Linked DNA regions of Mus musculus: region 1 is linked to region 2. Evidence: chromatin contacts called from ENCODE POLR2A ChIA-PET data. All regions are on one chromosome and are shown on one strand. Each heading gives the region's core, a stretch centred on a gene start or an enhancer-like site at or near the end of the contact. The rest is flanking DNA. Distances are from core to core; before and after follow the strand shown. Region 1 holds the start of 1700102P08Rik (RIKEN cDNA 1700102P08 gene). Region 2 holds the start of Dag1 (dystroglycan 1).

The links. ChIA-PET counts read pairs that join two places held with the same protein, here RNA polymerase II (POLR2A).
Region 1: POLR2A ChIA-PET joins it to region 2 with 13 read pairs in embryonic stem cell. The contact joins the promoter of 1700102P08Rik here to the promoter of Dag1 in region 2. POLR2A ChIA-PET finds 5 or more read pairs at or near these places in 3 of 5 experiments (Patski and embryonic stem cell).

Annotation. Positions count from the first base shown.
Region 1 is chr9:108,391,459-108,394,790 of GRCm38, forward strand. It overlaps 1700102P08Rik (RIKEN cDNA 1700102P08 gene), which reads left to right and starts at 1,376. Exons shown (of 4, transcript NM_053216.2): 1 at 1,376-1,401; 2 at 1,777-2,181. The coding sequence starts at 1,781. Usp4 (ubiquitin specific peptidase 4 (proto-oncogene)) reads left to right here. Exons shown (of 22, transcript NM_011678.2): 22 at 221-1,071. The coding sequence ends at 379.
Region 2 is chr9:108,262,503-108,265,878 of GRCm38, forward strand. Dag1 (dystroglycan 1) reads right to left here and starts at 1,313. Exons shown (of 4, transcript NM_001276482.1): 1 at 1,123-1,313.

The DNA.
Region 1 (3,332 bases), core at 126-2,625, 130 kb after region 2:
TCTTGAGTGCCGGTATTACAGATATCCATCCCCACATTCAGTTTAAGATTGCTTTTTTTTTTTTTTAAGATAGGGTTTCACTCTGAAGCCCAGGCTGGCCTTGACCTTGGAAAAAGAATCCTCCTGTCAGGCCCCCCTCGCCTTGCTGGGATCACAGGTGCTAGGAAAGGGGTGGGGTGAGTTTATTATCAGTGAATGGACCCCATTCCTTGTGTTTTAGACGAAAGCCGCCTACGTGTTGTTCTATCAGCGTCGGGATGACGAATGCTCCAGCACATCTTCGCTCGGCAGTTTCCCCGGTTCTGATGGAGGGGTGAAGCTGAGCAGCTCACACCAGGGCATGGGGGATGAGGAGGCTTACAACATGGACACCAACTGATGTGGCCTCTGTGACCCTGCCACCCTCCCAACACCAGCATCCTCCCCCAGGAGAATATCTGTGGCACTCTTGAAGACTGCTCATATCAATCTCAAACCAGATGAGGACATTACCTCCTTTTATGAGAAGAGGAAGGAAAGAGAAACCCTGCTTTCTGAGAAGGGCTCTATGTTAAGAGGCTGGATTATTTTTTCTTTTAAACGGGTGGTGAGAGAAAAACCTGTGGAGCTCAATTGTGGGCTGGGGTTTGGTGCACAGTGGCATGTGTCTCATGGATTCCAAAGAGTGGAGAGGAAGACCCTGCAATGAGCATGGTGCAGCCATGAAGACCCACCTGCAGGGCTGCTCCGAACTGGGTTTTGGATTCTGGTGCCCACACTGCTCACCCCAGTAGTCTGGCCACAGTAAACCAAGCCTCCAGCAAATTTGATGTTGTCCTCTAGTTCTTTGCTGTTCATTGAGATGGGCTTATAGTTTTCTAAACTGTCTCTGAAACCCGTTTCTATTCTCTTGTTCTCTCAGAATTTTCCAGCCGCCTTCCCGGTTATGAAATGAAGTTAGTATTGGGCTATTGTTTTCAGTTTCTCACAGACTCCTAGAAGTTCTGTTTTGTCCCCCACTGCCCTTGATAAAGTGATTCTATGTGGAACTTTCATTAGCTCTCCCTTAAAAGAAGTCTATTCATAAAACTGGGTGCAGTGTGTGGCATTGTTTCTCCACGTTAGCTTCAGAAGAACACAATGGGTATTTTTCAGATCTCCAAACATTCTAGTTAATAAGGTTTAAGAAAATACTTTTTCGGTAATAGACCCTCTCCAGACCGGATTCTCTTCCTTAACCCTTCCCTTACTCCCCTAGTGGCAAAGCCGGCAACCTAACAGGCCAGCTCTAGGGCCTTTGTTCCCATTGGGGTCATGTGAGTCTTCACCTCGACCTTTAACCTAGTAGGTGGGGGTTGGGAATCGCTGGTCTTGGAACGTGGACTCAGTGACCGTTGGGCACTCTTGTGCGGCAACGGCTGGGTGAGGACTCAACGGGGCCCCGTCCTGTCTAGGCTGGCCATAGTTTGGGGGCCCAGACAGCAACTGGGCGCAGTAGTGGGTGGAGGGAAAAGGCTTAGCGGCCTACAGGCTAAGGAAGCTCTGGGCGGTGAGGCGGGGCGTCTCGGGCCCTCCCCCGTGACCCTGGGTCCTCTGAGAATCCCGTGACCCTGGGTCCTCTGAGAATGGCGGGTGATCCGCCCCTCCGAGGAAAAGAACGAAGGATGATGTTGTATAACCGTAGGTCATACTCGAAATCGAGGTTGAATCCCAGCCTCCTGTATAGAAGCATCATTTTCCCGTTGCTCCGTGCATTTACAATTATCACTTAATAAAAGAAAGCATGGTCGCTTTTAGGGAAATGTCTGAAAAACTACGAAGATGCAGAAAGGAGCTGACTGCTGCTATAGACCGAGCCTTTGAAGGAGTCAGGCATTCTCAGGAGTGCACAGCCCAGCAGAGGCTGGACGCCCCGTCGCTCACCTCCCAGCCGGTACACAGGCTCCTCTGCAGAAACCCACTGGCTGCCTGCCCCTCTGCTGCCCCATACTCTGGTGCCTCGTGTGCTCCTGAGAGTGAGAACCCGGCCTTCGGGACACACCATATTCCGGTTAATTCAAAACTTCAGCAGCCTCTATACCCCAAAAGGAAACCTCTGACCAGCAAGGAAAATGTCTTGATGCAGTCTTCCATTTTGGCACGTGACAGACAGTTTTGGAGAGCTGCAGGTGATGGGGAAGACTGGAGAAAAGATAGTTTAAGGTGATTTTAATTCGATAGCTTTCTAGAAACCGTTGTTTGTTTAAAAAAACAAACAAACAAACAGCACTCGGGAGGCAGAGGCAGGCAGATTTCTTGAGTTCGAGGACAGCCAGGGCTATACAGAGAAACCCTGTCTACAAACAAACAAAAAAGTTGAAGATCTCAGATCTAATGACTAAGCTAGCCTCCTCTTTGGAGCGTTGACTGTACACAAGAAATTCATGGTTTTTAGAATGTGGGCCGGCAAACAGTTTTTATGTGTTTAGGTTGAAAGCCTGGTTATTTTCCAAACAGTCATCGAAACTACTGTACCAAAGGGTAATAGGTGTTGAGCTAGTTTTAAATTGTGGGTAGTGCGAAGGACTGAATCCAAGGCCTCACACATGCTGGGGCAGGCACTCCCGCTGATCTACAAGCCTTTGCAATGTTTTGTCTGGTTTGATACTTTAAGGATTTTCCCTAAGTTTTTTTAATGTTTGTCTTTTGTACATGTAGATGTTTTGCCTGCAGAGGCCAGAAGGCTGTGGCATCACATCCCCTGGAACTAGAGTTACTGACAGTTGTTAGGTACCAGGTGGGATCCTCAGATCTGGAAGAGCAGCCAGTGCTGCCCTCTCAACCACTGAGCCAGCCATACTCCAGCTGCCAATTTTTTCTCATTTTAAAAATTCTATGTGTGTGTGTATAGCCACAGCATGCTTACAAAAGTCAAAGGGAACCTTTCAGGAGTGGACTCTGCCCTGTGGGTTCAGGGAGCCAACTCGGGTTGTCATACTCGCAAAGACCCAAGTGTAAGAAATGTAGGCGTGAACTGTCAGCCCTGCAGAAACCTGGTTTAAACACAAAAAATAATGTGCAGCGTTGTAATAACATGTTCAGAGACCGGGCATTGGCTTTTACCGTCCTTTCCCACACCTAAGTCTATGGCTAGGCCCTGCTTCCTGGATTTACCTTGTTTTTGTTTCACCCATCTTAAAAACCTTTTGGCAGCTGGGTGGTGATGGCACACACCTTTAATCCCGGCCCTTGGGAGGCAGAAGAGGTAGACCTGAGATTGACTGAGGCCAGCCTGGTTTATAGTTCAGGACAGCCAGGGCTACACAGAGAAAACTTGTCCCTGGGGGCTGGGGGGTGCTTTTGGACTGTCTCCT
Region 2 (3,376 bases), core at 63-2,562:
GATTTCTCCAATAGCCCCTATGTCCTTTAAGCACGCTGACCATGTCCTTGACTTCAAGGCAAAAAGAACTTCAATTCTCCATATTTAAACCATCGATCTGTACAACCCGTTACCGTGGAATTCTTTTTCTAAACTAGAACATTCTGAAAGTATGTCTCTTGCTCATTAAGCACAATATATACTAATATGATTGCAACACCCCATCTCCATCAGATTCCAAAACATCTGGAAGCACACCCAACTCTAGCTGGAGTTATGTTCTATAAACACCACCCTCACTTCACGAGTCTGGCTTCCACGCCAAGAACTACTTCTACTCGCTTATTTAGGGAAACAGCAGGCTGGACTCTCAAGTTAGACCTCTAGGCTATAAAGGTACTGTCCCAGACTAGGCGGACCAGTCAAAACTTCGTCATCACCACGAAAACTAATCTTGATGTAATTCAACTTAACAAAAGCTTCTCAAATTGTAGAGATTAAGAGGTGTGTTTTTAATTGCCCGTTGAGTTTGTCAATAAATGAACTTGGGAGTTATAGCAAAGGACTCTGAGTCAACATGGTGTTCCCTCTGGGAACATTTTCCAAATATACTCGCAAGTGAACCTGATTTCCCAAATACCCACTGCAAAGGTAGTAAAGGAGTCTCCCACAGAAGCGCAACCGAGGGGGAGGAAAGAACCCCAAGACTCGGAGCAGCTCAAAGCAAGAGGCGGGGGCGGCGCCCTTCCCAGCCTCTGGCAGGAGCCCCACAGTAGAGATGCCTCCTAACTGGGCCGCGACCCCCACTGGCAACCCGGAGGCAGCCCGCAGGCCGCACACGCCCGCGGCCGATGCACAGGCCCCGCGTTCCCGGGAGCGCGGGCCGGGGCCGAGGCCTGGCCCGTCGCCGCGGCGCGCAGCTCCGGCCTCAGCCTTCAGCTACCGGACGGAGAGCCGAGGGGCGGCTCCGCACGGACGGCGGCGGCGCCGCCTCCTCACCCGCAAGGACGTCCGTGGCCGTGTCCCCGCCCCGGGCCGAAAGGGAGCAGCAGCAGGTGTTCCGCGGAAGGCTCGGTCGGCTGCAGCGGGGATCCCGGCCCCAGCAGGCAGGCACCGGGAGGCAGAGGCGGGAGGCGCACTCACCCAGCACCACGGGCAGGCCGCGGCAGGTGTTCGCTCCTCCGGGCCCAGGGACACCGCCGCCACTCCCCGGGGACTCCGCGCGAAGCTACCGCCGCTGCCGCCCCCGAGCCCCAGGAGCGCGAGCGCCGCGCCGCAGCCTCCGCGCGATCACGTACCGAGCGGTGAGAGGGCGCCGAGCGCGAGGGCGGGGCGCGCGGCCGGAGCCTAGCAACCGCCTGACACGCGAGTGCCGCAGCCAATCCCACGGCCGACTCGGAGCGGCGCCGACTAGCCTTCAGCGCGCGGCCCGCTTCTGCCTGCGTCGCTAGCCCCGCAGCGCGCCGCACCCGCGCACAGGCCCCGCCCCGTCCCGCACCTCTCTGCCCATTGGCCTGTCACGCCCCCGCCCCAAAAGCCACGCCCCGACGTAGAGGCCCCGCCCCCGAAGTCGACCAAGTGGGTCCCGGGACACGCCTTAGCCAGTCCGGGTAGCTGGGAGCGCTTGCTAGCTGGGGTGGGGGAGGGGCACCTTTCCCAACTTCTCCCGAAGAATAAATCGAGGTATGGACAGGCCGGCGAACCGGTCCGGCCACAACAAGCCACCACACAGCTGCCCCCTAATTTCCTTCGAGCAAAACGCAAGCGGTATCTAAACCATTCAAACACTCAGGAAGCGCCCTCCCAATTGCAAAGGAAGAGAGGCCTTGTTACCCTCTCCTTAATATGGATGGAGAAACTAAGGCCAGATCCGGGTGGGTGGGCAGGAAGGTAACCCATTTCTTTAGTGCTGGCCATACAACAGGCTTCCCCTCCCCCTCCTTGGAAAGCTAAAATCCAATGCCTCCTCTGGAGCTCAAAATAGCTCTGACCCGCTAGCACAGGTCACTCACCCCCCGGTGGCCCACATTCTTTAGATGGGTGGTTACTGCTAGAATCTGGCCTCCCCCATTTATGGAGGGTCCTAAAGTAGTTCTTAACTCTCCTGGGCTCACCAGAGGGCCCAAACTCCAGAGACTGGAGATTTAACAAGTTACTAAACCTGACAGTGCATAATACCTGTGGAAATCAGAACTGTGGTAGGCTCTGCTCCCTTCCTAACTGACCCCACACTGCTAGAAGGAATCCATTCCTCTTTGGCCTAGGGCCAGGCTGGAGTTTCAGACACAAGCTGTTATCAGTAAACTCATTCTGAATACAGACCCGGCGGCTACTCAGCCTGGGATTCCTGCCTAAAGGACGGGCAGTTCTCTTCAGAAGAGTCTAGGAGAAAAAATTTTCAGGAAGAAATGCCCTACCTCAAATACCTGTTTGCAATTTCTCAATTCTTACGTGACTAACTCATAGAGCCTAGAAAAGGAAGAGGAACTAAAATCCAGGAGAGCAAGAGCAGGCCATCCCTTGGATGTTAATAAACTGAAGAGTTAATGGCTTCTCAGATTCTGACTTTAAGACTGTACCATTTTAGAAAGGCTGAGAATGAGCTGGCCATGGTTGCTGCCGTCTGTAATCTTTACACTCATAAAGCTGCGACTTAAGGATTGCTGTAAATTGAAGGCCAGTCAAGGTCGCATAATGAGTCTCCAGGCCAGTTTGGGCTATAGAGTGATACCTTGTCTCAAAAACTAATCAAGGGCTTCAGAGATTACTTAGACAGTAAAGACATTACTGATGACTTAAGTTGGGTCCCCACAACCCACATGGTGAAAAGAAAGAACCAACTCCAAGCACAATAAAAACATAAGATATAGGGCTGGAGAGATAGCTCAGCGGTTAAGAGCACTGACTGCTCTTCCAGAGGTCCTGAATTCAGTTCCCGGCAACCACATGGTGGCTCACAACCATCTGTAATGGGATCTGATGCCCTCTTCCGGTGTGTCTGAGGACAGCTACAGTATACTCATTTGAAATGAATAAAACTTTAAAAAACTATATTAAAAAAGCTGGGTGGTGGTAGCTTACTCCTCTGATTCCAGAACTCGGGAGGCAGAGGCAAGTGGATCTCTGATTCTGAGTTTGAGGCCAACCCGGTCTATAGAATGAGTACACAAGGTTATACAGAGAAATTCTGTCTCGAAAATAAATAAGTAAGGGCTGGTGTGATGGCTCAGCAGGTAAGAGCACTGAATGCTCTTCCAAAGGTCATTAGTTCAAATCCCAGCAACCATATGGTGGCTCACAACCATCCGTAATGAGATCTGACGCCCTTTTCTGGAGTGTCTGAAGACAGCTACAGTGTACTTACATATAATAATAAATAAATCTAAATAAATAAATA